3 separate regions of the Mus musculus genome follow, and all the other regions are linked to region 1. The links are chromatin loops, found by intact Hi-C in ENCODE. Cell type or tissue: heart. All regions are shown on one strand.

Region 1 (8,000 bases):
AACATACTGGAGCACATGTCCTTGTGGTATTGTGGAGAATCTTTTGGGTACATGTCCAGGAGCAGTATAGTAAGGTATTCAGGTAGAACTAATTCCAATTATCTGATTAACTTGCAGGTTGTTTTCCAGAGTTTTTGTACCAGTTTGTAAACTCACCTGCTTTGGAGGAGTACACCCACCCCTTGTTCCACATCCTCACCAGCATGGACTGTCCCTTGTGGTTTTTCTTATCTACTTTCTGATGGAAGTAAGATGAACTCTCAGTGTTGTTTTGATTTGAATTTCTGTCATTATTGAAAATGGTGACCATTTCTATAAGTGCTTCTTAGCCATTTAGATTTCTTGGTTGAGAGTTCTCTATCACTGGATCACAGTTTTTATTTTTTTATATTGTAACTCTTCTTCTTGTTGTTTTTTTTTTTTAAGATTTATTTATTTATTTCATGCATGTGGGTACAATGTAGCTGTCTTTAAACACACCAGAAGAGGGCATCGGATCCCCATTAAAGATGGTTGTAAGAGCCACCATGTGGTTGCTTAGAATTGAACTCAATAACTATGAATACACTCTATACACTAAAACTGGCTTTGTTGGTTTTTTTTTGGGGGGGGGGGGTTAAGTGCACCGACTGCTCTTCCAAAGGTCCTGAGTTCAAATCCCAGCAACTACATGGTGGCTCACAACCATCTGTAATGAGACACTCTCTTCTGGTGCATCTGAAGACAGCTACAGTGTACTTAGATATAATAATAAATAAATATTAAAAAATAATAGTGTCAGGCCCTGGGACCTCCCTTGAGCTGGATCCCTCTTTGGGCCTGTTGTTGGACCTTTTTTCTTCAGGCTCTGCCTCAGACCCTCTTTATCCTTTTGTCTGCGTGGAACAGGTCTCTGGGGCAGGTGGGCAAAGCCTTGGATGGAAACAGACAGATGCACATAGGAGAGGTTGTGTAGAATCTGAATGTAATTTGTCAAATCGAGCATCAAACTTTTTATGCTGAAGAAAATAGGGAAGTTGGGTGACACACCAGCAAGGTACAAAGAGGTTACTGGATTCTTACACAAAACAGGAATACAAACACAGAAGGTCTAACAGGAACCACCTGGGATAGAATTCATTGTTAACAACTGGGATCAAAAAGAGCTGCACCTAAGATTCACTTAATCTTAGAAGCCAGGGTCAAGGGCTTCGTGCCCTTGCCATAGTTCCTATTTTAGTCTATTGTATAGTCCACCTTTCCCGTAGACCATTGTAAATACGTGTGTATGGGTGTAACTCAGCTATCTCTAGTTCTAAGTGTCTATTCTGGTTTCTCTTTAGGTCTCAAACTTCCTTCTTCCTAGATGATGGTAAATTCTTGTGTAGAGCAGTGACTTGGCTTTTATTCAAAGTGATAGTGTAATGCCAGAGGCAATTCTGAATGTCACTGAAAGCAACATTCTTACTGAATTCCAAGCCCATGGTCAGCTGTAGGACTTTCTAGGACTGTTGGAACACTGGTGAAGGCTTGGCTATGTGAGAATTCAATCCTAAAAGGCACTTATAATAGGATAATACTAAAAGAGAGCACATGGATCCATACACCAGACTAACTCGGGAATGGAATATTAATGTATGGTTTAGAGAGAACACCAGATTCCAGGAGGTGAGTTTCCGTGAAACTCTTTGCCTCGTGACTTTTAGGCCTCTCGGCCTGTCAAGCTGACTCAACCAGAGTGCGTGGCAAGGCTCCTCTCCATTTCCATCCCTATAATTCTAACAGAAAGAAACTATTATGGGCCAGTTTAAACATATGATAATTTTACAAAAGTTATACGTACAAAGTGAAAGATATTTTATGCAACCTAATGAAGGACTGCATAAATATGCTTCTTGACCAAATAGTGGAATTGGATTTGTATGCCTTCACATATTCAGACCATTTGAAAGCTATGAGATTCCTAAGTTTTGGGAAACATATCAATTTTATATTTCTCCATATGTTCATTTGAGGAAGGTAGATTTGAGGAAGGTGGATTTGGGAAGCCCTGGAATGATTTAAATGGGGTTCAATGGATGGTTGGACCTCTCTGTTCCTTTTCATCTAGTCCTATATCTTAAGTCTTATGCTTCTTTTTTAAACTATTTAAGTCTTATATTTCCCTTCTTTGTCTTCTTTGTCATCGTCTTTGTGTTCTACTTCTCCTTCTCCTTCTTCTTCTTTATTTTTATTTTATTTTATTTTATTTTTCGAGACAGGGTTTCTATGTGTAACACTGGCTGTCCTAGAATTCACTCTGGATGTAGATGAGGGTGGCCTCGAACTCAGAAATCTGCCTGCCTTTTCCCTCTTGTGTACTGGGATTAAAGGCGTGCGCCACCATGCCCGGCTGGCATACAAATACTTATGTCTTCAGTCAGGGATACTGTAGTGCTAGCTCTCCCACATTCTTTAAATGCTTAAGGTTTACCACCCGTATGGATTTTGTGGCGACTTTTATGATTACATGTATTCGTTACATGTTTCTAGGTTCCTTACAGCTGTTACGTTTTATTCCTATACATATTATGATATATACTGAAAACCAGCTGAGACATTCAGCCACATGGACTGAACAACCACTGGATTGCTCAACTTCCCATTGGTATAGAGTTATAGTTGCAAGAGTTGGCTATCAGCTTGGGAGCCATACTAATAAATCTACTTTCCACATACATAGAGAGACCCTAGAGCATTTTCCTAGTACACCTGTGTTTTTGGGTTGAGATTTTATTTTATTTTTTGGCACTTTCCTACTGAGGAATAGACAATAGAATAGTAGATTATAGAATAACAATAGAGCTCCAGCTGGAAAGTTTGTGCAATTTACCAGAACCCAGTAAGAAGCCACAATACAAAACGTTGTTTCTTAAAGTCACTCTTTAACTAGCAGTTAAACTGGGCATCCTTCCACTTGTAAGACAGATTATCCACTCCACTGCAACTTTAGTAATATGCTTCATTCCACTAGCAATAAGAGGAAGCACCTTCTGAGGGCAGTGGACTCACAGGTCAGAATTTGAGTCCTGGCTCTGGAGAACAAAGTCACAGCTCACAATGGGGAGGAGCAGGCAGCCAATCAGAGGTGAGCTGGAGAGAAGGGACGGCAATAGCTGGGGTGTACGCTATCGGAAACCTGGGACAATTGCTACCAAAATACAAATCTCTGCTGATCTAGAATAGGTGTGCGTCTAGATTGGAAACCTGTGCACTGAACCACTATTCCGAGTTGCGTTTGCACCCTCTCACCCTGAGAGAGTTGCTCCTGTCACTCAGGATTTACTAGCCAATCACGGCATGAAGGAGGATCTGACAGTCTTAGAGGAGGGTGGTTTTTCCGGAAGGGATTTTCCTGGTTCCCTGTGGGATCTGCCAGTCATAAGAGGAGGGTGGTTCTTCCGGAATTCTTTTCGCTGGTTCCCTGTAATTAAGCAGGCTTAAGTGATTTGTCCTGTGTGCTGCTGGGTACTGTGAAGGAAACTCAGGCAAGTTCTGAAAGTGCGACATGATGAGGATATTGTCACTTCCCACAGAGGTGAGGAGCGGGATCGGGTGTGCTGGGTCCTACGGAAGGCTGGGTCGGAACCAGCAGCTACATGCAGGCACCTGCGAGTTGCCTCGTGGTTTTAGCCGCTTCTGGACCCAACGGTGGCTCTTGCATAACTTAACTATCTGGGCTGAATATTCACAAAACCTTTCGAGCAGGGTCCTGTGTATAGAAACACCCTTAGCAGGATGCCAAAGTCAGACAGGCTAAGTTTCTTTCGTGTATTCTACAAGTTGTTCTCTTGGCCTTTAGCATTGAGCTCTGTACAAGGAGGTAAGAATGGATCAATTCGCATTCTTCTACATGCTAACCGCCAATTGAGCCAGCAACATTTGTTGAAGATGCTGTCCTCTTTCCCCTGGATGGTTTGAGCTCCTTTGTCAAAGATTAAGTGGACATAGATGTGTGAGTTTATTTCTGGATCTTAAATTCAGCTTCATTGATCTGACTGTCACTGTACCAGTAACATGAAGGGGGTTGTTTGTTTGTTTTTGTTTTTGTTTTTTATCACAATTGCTCTGTACTACAGCTTGAGTTTCGGGATGATGATTCCACCAAAGGTTCTTTTGTTGTTGAGATAGTTTTTGATATCCTAGGATTTTTGTTATTCTAGATTTATTTACAAATTGCCCTTTCTAATTCTGTGAAGAATTGAGTTCCAATTTTGGTGGGGATTGCTGTGTATCTGTAGATTGCTTTCAGCAAGATAGTCACTTTTACTATACTAATCCTGCCAATACATGAGCATGGGAGACGTTTCCATCTCCTGAGATCTTCTTTGATTTCTTTCTTCAGAGACTTGAAGTTATTATACAGATCTTTCACTTCCTTAGTTAGAGTCACACCAATGTATTTTATATTAATTGTGACTATTGTGAAGGGTGTTGTTTCCCTATTTCTTTCTCATCCTGTTTATCATTTCTGTAGAGAAAGGCCTCTGATTTATTTGAGTTCATTTTATATCCAGCTACTGCACTGAAGTTGTTTATCAGGTTTAGGAGTTCTCTGGTAGAATTTTTAGGATCACTTATAGATACTATCATATCCTCTGCAAATAATGATATTTTGACTTTTTCATTTCCAATTTGTATCCCCTTGATCTTCTTTGTTGTGGAATTGCTCTTGCTAGGACTTCAATAGTTATGGAGAAAGTGTGCCGCCTTGTCTAGTCCCTGATTTTAGTAGGATTGCTTTAAGTTTCTCTCCATTTAATTTGATGTTGGCTACTGGTTTGCTGTATTTGCCTACAAGGTAATGGCCTGCTCTTGTTGAAAGACACTGTACCTATTCATACTTTCAATAATATCTATCTTTTAAAGAAGTCAATTCTTGATAACACTTTTTTTTTTTTTTTTTTTTTTTTTTTTTTTTTTTTTTTGGTTTTTTGAGACAGGGTTTCTCTGTGTAGCTCTGGCTGTCCTGGAACTCACTTTGTAGACCAGGCTGGCCTTGAACTCAGAAATCCGCCTGCCTCTGCCTCCCAAGTGCTGGGATTAAAGGTGTATGCCACCACGCCCGGCTCTTGATAACACTTTTTAAGTTTCATTTTCTTAGAATTTCTCTGAACATCTAGATTTTTTTTTCTCTTTAGTGTTTCTGGAGAATTTAAGTATTTTATCCGTTTTCTCAACTGCTATGATTATTTGTTTCTATTTAGAGGAATTTCTTCTATAGCCCAGACTTGCCTTTTGCTATGTAATTTCTTTGAATACCTAATCCTGCTTCTGCTGTCCAATGCCTGAAGAGAAGCATATAAATTCTTCCAGGATGAGCCCTGACTGGTCAATGAGGGAAAAAGACAGAGAGATATGAATGAAGGAATGAATGAATGTTCTCCTACCTCCACAACATTCTAGGGGAAATTATAGATCAAGAGGGACATTGGTAACAATTGATTTCACTGACCAACTTTGAAAATGGTGTATTCACAGCAACCAAAGGGAGTGGGAAGAATGATGGAGGGAGCTTTCTTTTAAAATACCTTCTATTATCAGTGCATACTAATGTTATCAATGTTAGATGATCAATAAAAGGCCAAACTTGAAAATTTACGTGGTTCACAGAAAAAGACAATCAAGAATCTAGAGAAGGAAATGGATTAATTTTTAGAAACTAAATATCTGTACGTACATGAATTCAACCAACATGTAAGTGCTTGACAAATTTCTGTGTCTGTGCCTAGTAGGAATTTTACTATTCCAATTTTACAGTGTGCATTGGGAGAGAAATGTATGAGTAATACCTGGTTTGTCTAATACTTGGATAACTTTTCAATCATAAAGCCAATTTCAGCTTTTAAAAATAAATTTTGATATTATAATTAAATCCTTTAGGTTTATCCTTTCTCACTGTTGTTAAGTCTTATGGCCCAGCACAAATGGCTTAGGTGCCTATTTAACAAATCAAAGCAGGCCAGAATGTCAGTTTCTCCCCAAATCCCCCAGTTACCCTTTACAGTGTATGCCTAACAAAGCACACCCTGGATCTTAGGGATTGGGGTATACATCTCCCTGCTCCCCTTCCTTATGTAATCCACCCAAATTTGTTAGAATATCTTTTTCATCTATCATTTACCCACCTCATCACTTTGTCTGGTTTTCCTCTCCTCTCCTTCCTCTCTTCACATGGCTTTGGTTCCACTTGATTCTGGTCACTCTCTAAGATGTGCCTGTCTCTAACTCCACTCTCCCATGTATCAGCAATAAACTTTCTGTTCCACCATGTCTAGGAACAGCCATGTTCCTTTCCTTTTTATTTCCTTTTTCTGTCACCTCCTATTAACCACTGCTTGCTTTCACATTTATGGCCACATCTACCTTCAATTGTTGCAACATTTTTAATTTAATTTCTTTCGAATATTTAATTTGATTTGATTTTAATTTTTTGAATTTAATTGAATTACCAGCCACATGGTTGTGTTTATGGAAATTAAATTCCAGGCCATATAAGGAGTTTTGAGTTTCAGGGGTTTTTCAGGTGTGCATGGTGCTTGGCACAAAGCAGACATTAAATTGTTCTTTACCATTGTTTTGCATGTGGGCTTCAGTTGTTGTCCTGAAATTACAAAGAAGTATGAGTGGCTGCAGAGACATACAAACCCTTTTGCTCATCTGAATTCACAAAGAGAGCTGTAACATATTGAGCTGCTCTATTTGGAGGAGAGATCAGTAGTATCTTTTTTTTTTTTTCCAGTTTTTAAAATCTGGTTGAAACACCACTAAACATGGTACGAGGGGAAAAAAATCTCTTATTAAGTCCTCTGAATGAAAATTGTGCAAAGTTCCTGAAGAGACAGAAACCGCTCCATCTCCAAGGGAGAATACTCAGCGTAACTGTGGCTTCATAGAATGAATTGGTTGTGTTCCTTCTGTTTCTACTTTGTGAACTAGATTGAAGAGTATTGGTAGTGCGTCTTTTTTGAAGGTCTGATAGAATTCTGCACTAAAACCTGTCCTGGGCGTTTTGTTTGTTTGTTTGTTTGTTTGTTTAGGAGACTTTAAATGACTGCATGTATTTCTTTAGGGGCTTAAGAGACTGTTTCATGATTTATCTGATCCTGATTTAACTTTGGTTTTTATTATCTGTCTAAAAACTTGTCCATTACATCCGGATTTTCCAGTTTTGTGTAAGATATGGTTTTAGTAGTAGAATCTGATAATTTTTTGAATTTCTTCAGTTTCTGTTGTTATATCTCCCTTTTCATTTCTGATTTTGTTAATTTGGACACTGTCTCTGTGCCCTCTAGTTTGGTGTGGCTAAGGATTTACATATCTTGTTCATTTTCTCAAAGAACCAGCTTCTTTGAACCAGTTTTGTTGATTATTTGCATAGTTACTTTTCTTTCTGTTTGGCTTATTCCAGCCCCACGTTTGATTATTTCCTGCTGTCTACTTCTCTTGGGTTTATTTTCTTCTTTTTGTTCTAGAGCTTTCAGGTGTACTGTTAAGATGCTAGTGTATGCTCTCTCCAGTTTGTTTTTGGAGGCACTCGGAGCTGAGTTTTCCTCTTAGCATTGCTTTCATTGTGTCACCTAAGTTTTGGTATGGTGTGCCTTCATTTTCATTAAATTCTACCAAGTTTTTAATTTCTTTTTTTTTTTTTTTTGCTTAACCAAATTATCATTGATCAGGGCATTGTTCTGCTTTCATGTTTATGTCAGCTTTCTGTTGTTTTTTGTTACTATTGAAGACCACCCTTAGTCCTTGGTGATCTGACAGGATGCATGGAATTATTTCAGTCTTCTTGTATCTGTTGAGGCCTGTTTTGTGACTGATTCTATGGTCAATTTTGGTGATGATACCATGAGGTACTGAGAAGAAGGTATTTTCTTTTGTTTTAGGATGAAATCTTCTATAGCTATCTATTAAATCCACTTGGTCCATAACTTCTCTTTGTTTCAGTGTGTCTGTTTATTTTGTGTTTTCATGATTAG
Region 2 (8,000 bases), 130 kb after region 1:
TCAGGCTGTCTCTCTTGGATACAAAAATGGCAAAACTTGAGGAAAGCCTTGGAAGATTTGAGGGGGTAAATTTGCAGTGGGAGTGAGTGTAGAAGTGGGAATAGTGTGGGAGATAGGGTGGTATTCCTGTGGCTCAGAAAGCCTGGGGTCTCATGTGGGTTATATGGTATATGTTACAGGTATGTGTTCATATGTGGTAATAGACCAGGCTCAGCTTCAGAGATGATCTGAGAGAAAGGGTGTCTGTCACTTGTGAAAAGAAAAAGCATGGATCCAAAGTGGATGACATTTATTTTTCTGGATAAGGATTTTCCTTCTCTAATGTTTCTGTGCTGCTCTGTGGATCGCTGGAGATTTCCTTGTCTATATTCTGCCCGATTGCTATTCTGAGAGACCTCTATGTCTATATCCTGCTTTCTTGATTCATTTTCTCTCTCTCTCTCTCTCTCTCTCTCCCCGTCTCCCTCTCTCCCTCTCTTCCTCTCTCCCCCTCTCCCCCTCTGCCTCTCTCCCTACCCCCCCCCCCTTTCTCTGTGTGTGTATGCATGTGTACTCATTCTTCTAGCAATTTTCTCTTCGGTTTAAACATTTCTCTGGTAAGCTCATCTCCAACAGAATACAAGTACAGTTTTGTTTTGTTTGTTTGTTTTATTTTACCTATCAATCTACTCATTTACTCCAGGTTTTAGGTTTTTTTTTAATCTTAGGAATCAGCATTCCATGACCCCAAGCCTTTGATTCTTAGGAGACTCAGGTGTACATTTTTTCTTAGCATTGCAAAATAACTCAAAGCTCTGTCTGCCTTTGTTAAACACAGATGATAGGCTAGTTGGGTGTGACCCTGCCCTGAATTTATCATTTCCAGCAAGCCAGAGGGTAACCTTGCTGTGTCCTAGTTTGATCCTGAACTCAGGAACCTGTCTTGTCTTCCTAAGCTTAAGCAATCAAACAAACAAGCAAACAAATAGATGTAACTTTCTAACAAGTTGGCTCATAGTGTATTGCTTTTGTTCATTCAGAATTGTGAAGACTCTCACATAGTTCATATTGAATCATTACTTTTTCATAGTTGAGAAAATATATATTCAATCTCATGTATAGAGGGTTCTTTCCCTTAAATGCTGTCCTGAAGGTCCTAATATTTACCATTTTGCAGACATAGACACACCCTTAACTCCTGGACTCCAGCTGTTTCTAATTATCATGGAGTCATTAACCTTAACACTGAGGACATTCCTTGCAGGATTGTGAAATATGTACCTTATTGCCCACAGCACCCCTCAACACTCTAGGAAGCTGATACCAGGCCTATCTGCCAGTTGCAGAAACTATGTCACTCAGTCTCATTAGCTCCAAGCAAGGCTTGATCTTCCATTGCAGAAGTTAATCTCAGACATTTGCCACCTCCTTTGGTTGCATACATTCTCATGGCCATTTGGCTATCTGTCCTCTCCCTCCCTAAACCTTATCCTGAACCCTCCTAATTTCCTCCTTTGTCTCCTCTCCCACCCAGTTCCTTTGATCCACCTGCCAAGCATAACTATTTGATTCTACATTCTAAGTGAGATTGAAGTGTCCTCACTTGTGCATTATATGTTCTTTACCTCTTTTGTGCCTGTGGAGTATAAACTGTGTATCCTGCATTTTATGGCTAATATCCACTTATAAATGAGTACAAACCATGCATGTCCTTTTGCAATTGGGTTACCACAGTCAAGATAATACTTTCAACATCCATCCACTTGCCTGTAAAATTATTGATGTCTTTACTTATAATAGATGATTAGTATTCTGTTGCCTAGGTGTAACACATTTACTTCATCCACACTTTATTTGAAGAACACCTAGGTTGTTCCAGTTTCTGGTTATTACGAAGAAAGCTGTTATGAACATAGTTCTGAAAGACCCACAACATGAGGACCTCCCCCCCCCCCCCATGTTCTGACTCAGGAGAGGCGGCACCCCAAATCACTTATGAGAAATGGTCTTGATGCAATCTTCAAGAGGACTTTTATTCCAAGAGCTCTCTGAGACCCACAGTTGTACACCATGGAGGCGTAGAAGACCATGGGCCCCAAGTAGCTGGAAGAGGGGTTATTTAAAGGAAGAAACCACAACTCAAGTGGGTGGGAAGGGCGTTGTTGGAAAATACCAAAAATACCAGTTAAGAGTCACAAGGAAGTCACAAGGAATACCTGCTAATTATGCAGTTATTTCTCAAGACAGTTTCTATGAGCCTCTAACAATAGCACATTTGCATAGCGGGTTCCATGAATGGTCTGGGCGGACCTTTTTGAACAAGTACTCCTTGAACCCAGGAAGCAGGTGGGTGGAGGAATGTCAGTATCTGTTTAATGATTAGCATACCTTGGAGCATTGAGTCACAAAGGTCACATTCTCAAGCCTGGGCCTAAAGGCCTAGTTTTCTTTTTTTTATATATTACACTTTTTCAGTCTTTGTGGAATGTTGAAGCCTCTTTTGGGTGTATGATCAGGGGTTGGGCATATAGCTGGCTCCTGAGGTAGAACTATTCCCAGTTTTCTGAATCTGGATTTCCAAATTGCTCGTATGAGTTTTCCCTCCCACCTAAGATGGAGGACTGTTCCCCTTCTTCCACATTCTTCCCAGCTTATGGTATACCTTGAATTTTTGATATTAGTCATTTTGATGGGTGTAAAAGTTGTTTTGATTTCCATTTTCCTGATGTCTAAGGACTTTGAACAATTTTTTAGTTTCATTTCAGCCATTCAAGACTTCTCTGTTGTTGATTCTCTGTTTAGCTCTTTTGTGAATCGGGTTTGTTGGGTTCTTGGTGTTTAACTTCTCATGTCTTTTATGAATTTTGTATAGTAACCCTGTGTAGGATGTAGAGTTGGTGAATATCTTTCCCAATCTGTCTGCTGCCTTTTTGTTTTATTGACAGTGCCCTTTGCTTTTCAGATGCTTTGCAATTTCCTGAGGTTCCATTTATTGTTGAGACTAGAGCATGAGCCTTTGGTGTTATACTCAGAATATTGTCTCCTGTTCAAATAGTTCAAGTCTTTTTCCTGTAAGACTCTGGGGAGCCTTAGCTTACCAGGGACCCCCTGAGTGAACCATGTGGAGCCAGGATCGATGCAAAAAGCAATAGGATTTTATTGTTACAGTGCATTGGGGTCTTCAGAGACCCAAAGAAGAGGCAGCGACCCCCAGCACAGATTTGGCGGGTTTTGTATATGGTTTCCAGGGGCAGAATAGAAGAACATCAGTGACTAGGCACAATATGATTGACTGAACAGTGCACCCTTAAACTGATTAGTCTTTAGGAAATGAGGTGAAAAGGACTTCCCTTGTCTGAGGTGGCCAATGGTACATCCTGTGGAATGTGTCCCCACCCACAGGTCTGTTCCCTCCCTGTGGTCTGAAAAATGGTACCTAGCCTCTCCCTTCCTGAGGCGCATGTGCTTCATGACCTTCCCAAAGTTCCTGAGCTGACCTTTTCATTCCTACTTTCTATTCTATGAGATTCATTGCATCCAGTTTTATGTTGAGGTCCTTGATCCACTCAGACTTGAATTCTGTGCAGAGTGATAAATATGAATCTATTTTCATTTTTACACATGCAGATATCCAGTTAGACCAGTACCATTTCTTGAAGATGTCCTCTTTTTTCCATTGTTTGCTTTTCTTTCCTTATCAAAAAATCAAATTGGTTTGTTTGTAGGTCTTTGGGTCGATTCCATTGGTCCACATATCTGTTTTTGTACCAATATCATGCAGTTTTCATCGCTATTGCTTGAGCAATAGTGCAGCTTAAGTTGAGGGATGGTGATTCCTATTGAAGTTCTTTTGCTGTTTAAGATTGCTTTGACTTTCCTTGTTTTGTCTTGTTTTGTTGATTTGTTTTGTTTTCCCCCTATTGAGAATTTCTCTTTCAATATTTGTAAAAAAAAAAAAAAAGTTGTGTTAGAATGTTAATGGGGTTACACTGAACCTGTAGATTGCACTTGGTAACTTGCATATTTTCAATATATTAATCCTACCTATCCAATGCTTGGCAGTGAATATCTCCATCTCTCATTCAGTTGCTGGTAGAGCCTCTCAGAGAACACCCATGCTAAGCTCCTGTCTGCAGGCATAGCATAGCATCAGTAATACTGTTAGGGTTTGATGACCACCCAAGAGATGGATCCCAAGTTGGGCCAGAAAATATTCAGCCATTAGTTCGTGCTATGCTCCATTTTTATCCCCACATTCTTTTTAGAAAGGAACAATTTTGAACGGAAAATTTTGAATGTGAGGGCCTCCACTGGGGTGGAGGTGGTCTCCTCAGGTTCCTTACTCCCCCTATTGCACTTTTGAGTAAGGTTACCCCATTGTATCCTCAGAGCCTCCCCTTAGAGTTTCTACTCTAAGGGAATTCTTGTCAGTCTTTGGTATATCAAATATCAGTGCCTTGTAGTAACAAAGCTAGCTCCTAAATAATTGAAACTGGACCATTATACTCATTTATTAATCAAGCTTTAAGGGAACGATAAGCAAGCAGTTTTCTTCTATTTTCATCTTCTGAGTTATTCTGACCAATTCCCAGTCAAAACTGTGATATTGCATTTTTTCACTGATCTGTGTCTCTCGGCTAGGGGTGTTTTCTCCTTCTGAATTTTTTTCAATAAACCTATTAAGTCCATAACTAAGTAGGTGATAGACTAATGCAAGACCTCCTCTAAACAAAACATGGAGAAGGATAATGGGAGTGGGGATTCAGTCTGGAGACAGTTCTGGAATCATCAGGAGAAAACACGCCTAGCCTAGAGACACAGATCAGTGCAAAGTGAGTTCTAGGACAGCCAGGGCTATACAGAGAAACCCTGTCTCAAAAAAAAAAAAAAAAAAAAAAAAAGGGAAGAAAAGGAAAAAAAATTGATATTATAGTTAAATCCTTTAGGCTTATCCTTTCTCACTGTTGTTATGTTTCAAGGCTTAGTTGCCTATTTAACAAATCATAGCAGGCCAGTTTGTCAGTTTCTCCCCAAATCCCCCAGTCTCTACCTTTTATAGTATATGGCTCACATAACCTACCCTGGATCCCAGGGATTGGTCTGCAACTCTCCCTGCTCCCCTTTCTTATGTAATCCACCCAAATTTGTTAGAATATCTTTTTTTTTCTTTTTTTTAGATTTATTTATTTATTATATATAAGTACACTGTAGCGGTCTTCAGACATTCCAGAAGAGGGTGTCAGATCTTGTTACAGATGGTTGTGAGCCACCATATGGTTGCTGGGATTTGAACTCCGGACCTTCAGAAGAGCAGTCGGGTGCTCTTACCCACTGAGCCATCTCACCAGCCCCTAGAATATCTTTTTCATCTGTCATTTACCCACTTCATCTCTTAGTCTTGTTTTCCTCTCCTCTCCTTCCTCTCTTCACATAGCTTAGGTTCCACTTGATTCTGGTCACTCTCTAAGATGTGTCTTTCTCTTAACTCTGCTCTCCCATGTATCAGCAATAAACTTTCTATTCCACCATGTCTAGGAATAGCCATGTTCCTTTCCTTTTTATTTCCCTTTCCTTTCACCTCCCAGTAACCATTCCTTGTTTTCACATTTATGGCCACGTCTACCTTCAATTGTTGCAACATTTTTAATTTCATTTCTTTTGAATATTAAATTTGATTTGATTTTAATTTTTTGAATTTAATTGAATTACCAGCAACATGGTTGTGTTTCATGGAAATTAAATTCCAAAGCACATAGGGAGTTTTTAGGGTTGTTTGTTTGTTTCAGACAGGGTTTCTTGGTATAGTGCTGGCTGTCCTAGAACTCACTTTGTATACCAGGCTGGCCTAGAACTCAGAAATCTGCCTGCCTCTGCCTCTGCCTCTGCTGCCTCTGCTTCTGCCTCTGCTGCCTCTGCCGCCTCTGCCTGTCTGCCTCTCTCTCTGCCTCGCTGCCTCTGCCTCTCGGCCTCTGCCTCTTCCGCCTCTGCTGCCTCTCTGCCTCTGCAGCCTCTCTCTCTGCCTCTCTGCCTCTGCCTCTGCTGCCTCTCTGCCTCTGGTGCCTCTCTGCCTCTCTGCCTCTGCCTCTGCCTCGTGCTGGGATTATAGGTGTGCGCTACTACTGCCCAGCTGAGTTTTGAGTTTTAGAGGTTTTTCAGGTGTGCATGGTTCTTGGCACTAAGCAGACATTAAATTGTTCTTCATTGTTTTTTGTGGGGACTGCAGTTGTTATCCTGAAATAAATCATAATGAACTGAGTGTCTGCAGAGACATATAAACCATTTTGATCACATGAATTCTCAAAGAGATCTGTAGAGCATTAGACCTTTCTGTTTGGAGGAGAGATTAGTAGCATCTTTTTTTTTTTTTCAGTTTTTAAAATTTATTTGGAACATTAAACATGATAGAAGTAGGAAGTAGAAAAAAATCTCTACCTTGTTCATGCGAAGATCATGTGCCCCGGTACAGCGCAATGCCAGAGCCAGGAAGGGGGAGTGGGTGGATTGTGGAGCACGGTGTAGGGAGGGTATAGTAGGGGGCTTTGGAGATAGCGTCTGAAATGTAAATGAAGAAAATAGCTAATAAAAAAAAGTGCCTTAAACAACAAAAAAAAGAAATAAAGAAAGAAAGATAGAAAAAAAGAAAGAAAGAAAGAAGTCTCTTATGAATCCTCTATGAAAAGAAATTGTGAAAAGTTCCTGATTACACAGAAACCACTCCATCTCTAAGGGGGAGTACTCAGTGTAACTGTGGCCTCCTAGAATAAACTGGGTTGTGTTCCTTCTGTTTCTAGTTTGTGGAATAGTTTGAAGAGTATTGGTATTCTTCTTTGTAGATCTAATAGAATTCTACATTAAAACCATCTTGTTCTGGGCTTTATTATTATTATTTTCTGGTTGGGAGACTCATATATTATTGATATTAATATTAACATATATATTTACCAGATATACCAAACAGCACACCACTCCAAGGGGTTCCACATGAGAGAGGATTATTGTGTACAAAGCGGGCAGCAAGGCAAGTAGAGGGGTAGAAAAGAAAGAGAGTGAGGAGAGGGTGATCTCCTAATTTATATGGAAAATGACATCACACAAGTAAGGGTGGGAGGTGAGCCGAGTGGGTTCTGAGATTGAGGTTGTTGGCTTGGCAACACAGGACATGGGTCACATCTTTAGCACCTAGGTTTGGAATGTCCGGGTGCTAACAGAGACTTTTAATGACTGGTTGTATTTCTTTAGGGGGATATACGACTGTTTAGAAGGTTTATCTAATTCTGATTTAACTTTGGTATTGGTAACTGTCTAGAAAACCGTCCATTTCATCTACATTTCCTCAACTTTTGTTGAGTATAGTGTTTTGTAATAGGATCTGATATTTTTCTTCAGTATCTGTTGTCTCATGTGGGTTTTATGGTATATGTTACAGGTATGTGTTCATAGGTGCCAAAAGACCAGGCTGGGCTTACAGAGATGTTCTGAGAGAAGGGGTATCTGGGTGTGGTCATTTTTACTATGTTAATCCTATCTATCCAGTGCTTGCCTGTGAGTATCTGCAACTGTCTCATTCAGCTATTGGTAGAGCCTCTCAGAGAACACCCATGCTAAGCTCATGTCTGCAGTTACAACATAGCATCAGTAATAAAGTTAGGGTTTGGTGACCACCCAGGGGATGGATTCCAAGTTGGGTCAGTCAATGTTGAGCCATTTGTTCATGCTCAGCTCCATGATTGTCCCCACATTCCTTTTAGTAAGGAACAACTTTGAGGTGAAAATGTTGGATGTGAGAGCCTCCACTGGGGCCCTGTCCATGTACTGGAGGTGGTCTCTTCAGATTCTATATTCACTCTGTTACACATTTGACTAAGGTTACCCACATTTGGGCCTCAGAGCCTCCCCTTAGAGTTTCTACTCTAAGGGAATTCTTGTCAGGCATTGGTATGCCAAATGTCAGTGCCTGTAGTAACAAAGCTAGCTCCTAAATAATTGAAACTGGACCATTATATTTATTTATTTATCAAGTT
Region 3 (8,000 bases), 170 kb after region 1:
GTATTCCTTGTGACACTTGTGACTTTGCACTTCCTTGTGACTCTTAACTGGTATCTTTGGTATTTTCCAACAATGCCCTTCCCACTTCCTTGGGTTGTGGTTTCTTCCTTTAAATACCCCCTTATCCAGCTACTCAGGGCGCCACGGTCTTCTATCCCTACATGGTGTATGACCGTGGGCCCGAGAGCGCTCTTGAATAAAAATCCTCTTGCAGTTTGCAGCAAGACCATTACTTGTGGGTGATTTTGGGGTTTCGCCTCTCCTGAGTCAGAACATGGGGGAGTCCTCACGTTGTGGGTCTTTCAACTGAACCTGTCTTCTCCTTGAGATGATTCATCCACAAAAATTTTAGGACAAATAGAACTGCTTGGAGAATGAACACACACCACACACACACACATACACAGAGAAAGAGAGAGAGAGAGAGAGAGAGAGAGAGAGAGAGAGAGAGAGAGAGAGAGAGGGGTGGGCAAGCAGGAAAGCAGGACTTTGACAGAGAGATATCTAAGAATGGCAAGCAAGCAGAATATAGACAGAGAAATCTCCAGAGAGGAAACACAACAAAAAGCAGACTGGAAAAGCTGTATCAAGCAGAACACAGGTCAACAGCTTGGAATCACCATTTTTCTTATCCAGACACCACTTCTTTCACTCTCAGAACCTTTCTAAGCCAAACCTGGTCTTTGTCACCTATAAACACATACACACATACTGGTAATATATTCCATGTTTCCTACATGAGATTCTAGGCTCTTTGAGCCACATGAATAACACCCTATCACCCACACTATCCCCAATTATACACTCATTGCCACCGCAAATTTACCTCTTCAAACCCTGCAAGGCTTTCCTTAAGTTTTGCCAATCTTTCTATCCAAAAGAGGCAGCCTGAAAAGTATGAAAACACATATATTTATCCAATCCCAGAGCAGTCAATTTCAGTGGTTTTGCAGTGTCCTTGCTTATACTCGTGATACATTTTTCCCAATTAATTCATTTTACATAAAGCAATGTTACTATTACTAAGATTTCTTTAAAATTGACCAGGAAATATAGACTTCGTGGATTATTTGGTATTCCTGAAGTACTTAAAAAATTTCTATCAATGTAGATTATACTTATCTCAAAATTCCAAGAAAGGATACAAATTTTTGTTTTTATTTATTACTAGCTATGCTAATAAAAGTTTAAATTCTTTAAAGTGGAAAATTTAATTTCATGACAGGCTACCCTAAAGTAGATACTCCTTCCACATCTGATGCATTACACACCCCTCTTCTTTACTCAGAATGCACATTGACTGTTGACTGGCCTTCCAATTATTGGTGATGCTATTGCAGAAGTCATCACATTCCTCCTGAGCAATGGCAGGCCTGTATCCATTCAAAATAGTCATAGTCTTAATGAACTATTCGGATCAACTTATTCATTTTTATTTATGTATTTTGTGTAGAGGTGGTGGTGGAGGGGGTGTTCCTCTCTGTTCCTTTTCATCTATTCCTACATCTTAAGTCTTATGCTTCTATTCTTCTTTTTTCAACTATTTAAGTCTTATATTTCCCTTCTTTCTCTTCATCTTTGTGTTCTCCTTCTCCTTCTTTATTTTATTTTATTTTATTTTGTGTGGTTTTTTTGAGACAGGGTTTCTCTTTGTAACATTGGCTGTCCTAGAATTCACTCTGGATGTAGACCAGGCTGGCCTCGACCTCAGAAATCTGCCTGCCTCTGCCTCCAGAGTGCTGGGATTAAAGGCGTGTGCCACCAGGCCCGGCTGGCATACATCTTCTTATGTCTTCAGTCAGGAATACTATAGTGCTGGCTCTCCCACATTCTTTAAATGCTTAAGGTTTACCTCCAGTATGGATTTTGTGGCGACTTTTATGATTACATATATTCGTTAAATACTTTCTAGGTTCCTTACAGTTGTTACGTTTTATTCCTATACATATTATGATATATACTGAAAACCAGCTGAAACAATCAGCCACATGGACTGAACAACCACTGGATTGCTCAACTTCCCATTGGTATAGAGTTATAGTTGGAAGAGTTGGCTATCAGCTTGGGAGCCATACTAATAAATCCACTTTCCACATAAATAGAGAGACCCTAGAGCATTTTCCTAGTACAGCTGTGTTTTTGGTTTATTTTAAGATTTTATTTATTTTTTTTGGCACTTTCCTACTAAGGAAAAGAAAATAGAATAGTAGATTATAGAATAACAATAGAGCTCCAGCTGGAAAGTTTGTGCAATTTACCTGAACCCAGTAAGAAGCCACAATACAAAACGTTGTTTCTTAAAGTCACTAATTAGCAGTTAAACTGGGCATCCTTCCATTTGTGAGACAGATTTTTCACTCCACTGCAACTTTAGTAATATGCTTCATTCTACTAGCAAAAAGAGGAAGTGCCTTCTGAGGGCAGTGGAATCACAGGTCAGAATTTCAGTCCTGGCTCTTGAGAACAAGGTCACAGCTCACAAGGGGAGGAGCAGGCAACCAATCAAAGGTGAGCTGGAGAGATGGGGCGGCAAAGGCTGGCGTATAGGCTATCGGAAACCTGGGACAACTGCTACCAAAATACATATCTCTGCTGATGTGGAATAGGTGTGCGTTTAGATTGGAAGCCTGTGCACTGAACCACTATTCCGAGTTGCGTTTGCACCCTATCACCCTGAGAGAGTTGCTCCTGTCACTCAGGATTTACTGGCCAATCACGGCATTGAGGAGGATCTGCCAGTCATAAGAGGAGGGTGGTTTTTCCGGATGCATTTTGCTGGTTCCCTGTGAGATCTGCCAGTCAAAAGCGGAGGGTGGTTCTTCCGGAACGCATTTTCCTGATTCCCTGGGGGATCTGCCAGTCATAAGAGGAGGGCGGTTTTTCCGGAATCCATTTCGCTGGTTCCCTGTAATTAAGCAGGATTAAGTGATTTGTCCCCTGTGCTGCTGGGTACTGTGAAGGAAGCTCAGGCAAGTTCTGAAAGTGCGACATGATGAGGATATTGTCACTTCCCACAGAGGTGAGGAGCGGGATCGGGTGTGCTGGGTCCTACGGAAGGCTGGGTCGGAACCAGCAGCTACATGCAGGCACCTGTGAGTTGCCTCGTGGTTTTAGCCGCTTCTAGACCCAACGGTGGCACCTGCATAACTTCACTATCTGGGCTGAATATTCACAAAACCTTTCGAGCAGGGTCCTGTGTATAGAAACACCCTTAGCAGGATGCCAAAGGCAGACAGGCTAAGTTTCTTTCGTGTATTCTACAAGTTGTTCTCTTGGCATTTAGCGTTGAGTTTTGTACAAGGCAGTAAGAATGGATCAATTCGCATTCTTCAACATGCTAACCGTCAATTGAGCCAGCACCATTTGTTGAAGATGCTGTCCTCTTTCCACTGGATGGTTTGAGCTCCTTTGTCAAAGATCAAGTGAGCATAGATGTGTGAGTTTATTTCTGGGTCTTAAATTCTGTTCCATTGATCTGTCTGTCACTGGACCAGTAACATGCAGGGAGTTTTTTGTTTGTTTGTTTTTGTTTTATCACAATTGCTCTGTACTGCAGCTTGAGTTCGGGGATGGTGATTCCATCAAAGGTTCTTTTATTGATGAGGTAGTTTTTGATGTCCTAGGACTTTTGTCATTCCAGATTTATTTGCAAATTGCCCTTTCTAATTCTGTGAAGAATTGAGTTCCAATTTTGATGGGGATTGCAGTGAATCTGTAGATTGCTTTCAGCAAGATAGTCACTTTTACTGTACTAATCCTGCCAATCCATGAGCATGGGAGACCTTTCCATCTCCTGAGATCTTCTTTGATTTCTTTCTTCAGAGACTTGAAGTTCTTATACAGATCTTTCACTTCCTTAGTTAGAGTCACACCAAGGTATTTTATATTTGTGACTGTTGTGAAGGGTGTTGTTTCCCTATTTCTTTCTCATTCTGTTTATCGTTTGTGTAGAGAAAGGCCTCTGATTTATTTGAGTTCATTTTATATCCAGCTACTGCACTGAAGTTGTTTATCAGGTTTAGGAGTTCTTTGGTAGAATTTTTAGGGTCACTTATAGATACTATCATATCCTCTGCAAACAATATTTTGACTTTTTCTTTTCCAATTTGTATCCCCTTGATCTTTTGTTGTGGAATTGCTCTGGCTAGGACTTCAATAGTTATGGAGAAAGTGTGCAGCCTTGTCTAGTCCCTGATTTTAGTGGTATTGCTTTAAGTTTCTCTCCATTTAACTTGATGTTGGCTACTGGTTTGCTGTATTTGCCTACGAGGTAATGGCCTGCTCTTGTTGAAAGACACAGTGCCTATTCATACATTCAATAATATCTATCTTTTTAAGAAGTCAATTCTTGATTACACTTTTTAAGTTTCATTTTCTTAGAATTTCTCTGAACATCTAGATTTTTTTTTTCTCTTTAGTGTTTCTGGAGAATTTAAGTATTTTATCTGTTTTCTCAGCTGCTATGATCATTTGTTTCTCTTTAGAGAAATTTCTTCTATAGCCCAGGCTTGCCTTTTGCTATGTAATTTCTTTGAACACCTAATCCTGCTTCTGCTGTCCAATGCCTGAAGAAAAGCATATAAATTCTTCCAGGATAAGCCCTGACTGGTCAATGAGGGAAAAAGACAGAGAGATATGAATGAATGAATGAAGGAAGGAAGGAATGAATGAATGTTCTCCTACCTCCACCACTTTCTAGGGGAAATTATAGATCAAGAGGGACATTGGTAACAATTGATTTCACTGACCAACTTTGAAACCAAAGGGAGTGGGAAGAATGATGGAGGGAGCTTTCTTTGAAAATACCTTCTATTATCAGTGAATACTAATGTTATCAATGTTAGATGATCAATAAAAGTCCAAACTTGAAAATTTAGGTGGTTCACAGAACGAGACAATGAAGAATCTAGAGAAGGAAATGAATTAATTTTTAGACACTAAATATCTGTAGGTACGTGAATTCAACCAATACTTAAGTGCTTGACAAATTTCTGTGTCTATGACTAGTAGGAATTTTACTATCCCAATTTTACAGTGTGCATTGGGAAGGAAATGTATGAGTAATACTGGTTTGTCTAATACTTGGATAACTTTTCAATCATAAAGCCAATTTAAACTTTTAAAAATAAAATTTGATATTATAATTAAATCCTTTAGGTTTATCCTTTCTCACTGTTGTTAAGTCTTATGGCCCAGCACAAATGGCTTAGGTGCCTATTTAACAAATCAAAGCGGGCCAGAATGTCAGTTTCTCCCCAAAGCCCCCAGTTACCCTTTACAGTGTATGCCTAACAAAGCACACCCTGGATCTTAGGGATTGGGGTATACATCTCCCTGCTCCCCTTCCTTATGTAATCCACCCAAATTTGTTAGAATATCTTTTTCATCTATCATTTACCCACCTCATCACTTTGTCTGGTTTTCCTCTCCTTTCCTTCCTCTCTTCACATGGCTTTGGTTCCACTTGATCCTGGTCACTCTCTAAGATGTTCCTTTCTCTAACTCCACTCTCCCATGTATCAGCAATAAACTTTCTGTTCCACCATGTCTAGGAACAGCCATGTTCCTTTCCTTTTTATTTCCTTTTCCTTTCACCTCCCGTTAACCACTCCTTGTTTTCACATTTATGGCCACATCTACCTTCAATTGTTGCAACATTTTTAATTTAATTTCTTTTGAATATTTAATTTGATTTGATTTTAATTTTTTGAATTTAATTGAATTACCAGTCACATGGTTGTGTTTCATGGAAATTAAATTCCAGGCCATAAAAGGAGTTTTGAGTTTCAGGGGTTTTTCAGGTGTGCATGGTGCTTGGCACAAAGCAGACATTAAATTGTTCTTTACCATTGTTTTGCATGTGGGCTTCAGTTGTTGTCCTGAAATTACAAAGAAGTATGAGTGGCTGCAGAGACATACAAACCCTTTTGCTCATCTGAATTCACAAAAAGAGCTGTAACATATTGAGCTGCTCTATTTGGAGGAGAGATCAGTAGTATCTTTTTTTTTTTTTTCCAGTTTTTAAAATCTGGTTGAAACACCACTAAACATGGTACAAGTGGAAAAAAATCTCTTATGAAGTCCTTTGAATGAAAATTGTGAAAAGTTCCTGAAGAGACAGAAACCGCTCCATCTCCAAGGGAGAATACTCAGCGTAACTGTGGCTTCATAGAATGAATTGGTTGTGTTCCTTCTGTTTCTACTTTGTGAACTAGATTGAAGAGTATTGGTAGTGCGTCTTTTTTGAAGGTCTGATAGAATTCTGCACTAAAACCTGTCCTGGGCGTTTTGTTTGTTTGTTTGTTTGTTTGTTTAGGAGACTTTAAATGACTGCATGTATTTCTTTAGGGGCTTAAGGGACGGTTTCATGATTTATCTGATCCTGATTTAACTTTGGTATTTTACTATCTGTCTAAAAACTTGTCTATTACATCCGGATTTTCCAGTTTTGTGTAATATATATGGCTTTGGTAGTAGGATCTGATGATTTTTTGAATTTCTTCAGTTTCTGTTGTTATATCTCCCTTTTCATTTCTGATTTTGTTAATTTGGACACTGTCTTTGTGCCCTCTAGTTTGTGTGGCTAAGGGTTTACCTATCTTGTTCATTTTCTCAAAGAACCAGCTTCTTTGAACCAGTTTTGTTGATTATTTGCATAGTTCCTTTTCTTTCTGTTTGGTTTATTCCAGCCCAGAGTTTGATTATTTCCTGCTGTCTACTTCTCTTGGGTTTATTTTCTTCTTTTTGTTCTAGAGCTTTCAGGTGTACTATTAAGATGCTAGTGTATGCTCTCTCCAGTTTGTTTTTGGAGGCACTCAGAGCTGAGATTTCCTCTTAGCATTGCTTTCATTGTATCACGTAAGTTTTGGTATGGTGTGCCTTCATTTTCATTAAATTCTACAAAGTTTTAAATTTCTTTTTTTCTTCCTTGACCAAATTATCATTGAATAGGGCATTGTTCAGCTTTCATGTTTATGTCAGCTTTCTGTTGTTTTTTGTTACTATTGAAGACCACCCTTAGTCCTTGGTGATCTGACAGGATGCATGGAATTATTTCAGTCTTGTATCTGTTGAGGCCTGTTATGTGACTGATTCTATGGTCAATTTTGGTGATGATACCATAAGGTACTGAGAAGAAGGTATTTTCTTTTGTTTTAGGTTGGAATCTTCTATAGCTATCTATTAAATCCATTTGGTCCATAACTTCTCTTAGTTTCAATGTGTCTCTGTTTATTTTGTGTTTTCATGATCAGTTCTCTGATAATAGTGCAGTTTTGACTTCTCCCACTATTATTGTTGACGTGCAACGTGTGCATAGAGGCTTAGTTGTGTGTGTAGAGGCTTAGTAGTGTTTCTTTTATGAATGTGGTTGCCCTTGCATTTGGAGCGTAGATGTTCAGACTAGAGAGTTCCTCTTGGTAGATTTTCCCTTTCAGCAGTATGAAGTGTCCTTCCTTATCCTTTGTAGACAACTTTAGATTGAAAGTTGCTTTTATTCAATATTAGAATGGCTACTCCAGCTTGTTTCTTGGGACCATTTCTTGGAAAATTGTTTTCCAGCACTTTTTTTTCTGAGGTAAGTATCTTTCTTTGACACTAAGGTGAGTTTCCTGTTTGCACCAAAATGTTGGGTCCTGTTTTTGCATCCAGTCTGTTATCCTATATCTTTTTCTTAGGGAATTGAGTCCATTGATATTAAGAGATAATAAGGAATAGTGATTGCTGCTCCCTGTTATTTTTGATATTATTTTTATGTTTCTGTGGCTATTTTCTAATCGGTTTGTCGAAAGATTACTTTGTTGCTTTTTCTAGGGTGTATTTACCCTCGTTGATATATATTTTCCATCTGTTATCCTTCGTAAGGCTGGCTTTGTGGCAAGATATGGTGTAAATTTGTTTTTGTCACGGAATATCTTGGTTTCTACATCTACGGTAATTGATGGTGAAGGGCAAAGCAGGGAGATGGGGTATGGGATACAGGGCTTTTAGGAAGGGGAAAA

Evidence for each region. A loop is a pair of places that touch in the nucleus more often than their neighbours do. Peaks named below come from ENCODE experiments on the same cell type or tissue, not always from the same donor. Only the 100,000 strongest peaks of a DNase experiment are listed, where the experiment ranks them.
Region 2: a loop joins it to region 1, with 4 times the contacts of the local background. A loop is called at or near these places in 3 of 42 quality-filtered maps.
Region 3: it touches region 1 in a loop (10-fold over the local background); 2 of 42 quality-filtered maps call a loop at or near these places.

Annotation. Positions count from the first base shown.
Region 1 is chr17:17,060,651-17,068,650 of GRCm38, forward strand. Zfp960 (zinc finger protein 960) reads left to right here and starts at 3,453. Exons shown (of 4, transcript NM_001005358.2): 1 at 3,453-3,556. The coding sequence starts at 3,527. In heart, no CTCF peak of the experiment used is centred here; a DNase peak (open chromatin) is centred at 3,341; H3K4me3 peaks cover 1,155 bases; H3K27ac peaks cover 476 bases.
Region 2 is chr17:17,194,041-17,202,040 of GRCm38, forward strand. The region is part of intron 1 of Gm38396 (predicted gene, 38396); the gene reads left to right. Among named protein-coding and RNA genes, the nearest start is that of Gm38396, 19 kb to the left of the region's middle. In heart, no CTCF peak of the experiment used is centred here; no DNase peak of the experiment used is centred here.
Region 3 is chr17:17,232,007-17,240,006 of GRCm38, forward strand. It overlaps Gm5165 (predicted gene 5165), which reads left to right and starts at 2,897. Exons shown (of 4, transcript NM_001362181.1): 1 at 2,897-3,019. The coding sequence starts at 2,990. In heart, no CTCF peak of the experiment used is centred here; a DNase peak (open chromatin) is centred at 2,715; H3K4me3 peaks cover 1,451 bases; H3K27ac peaks cover 343 bases.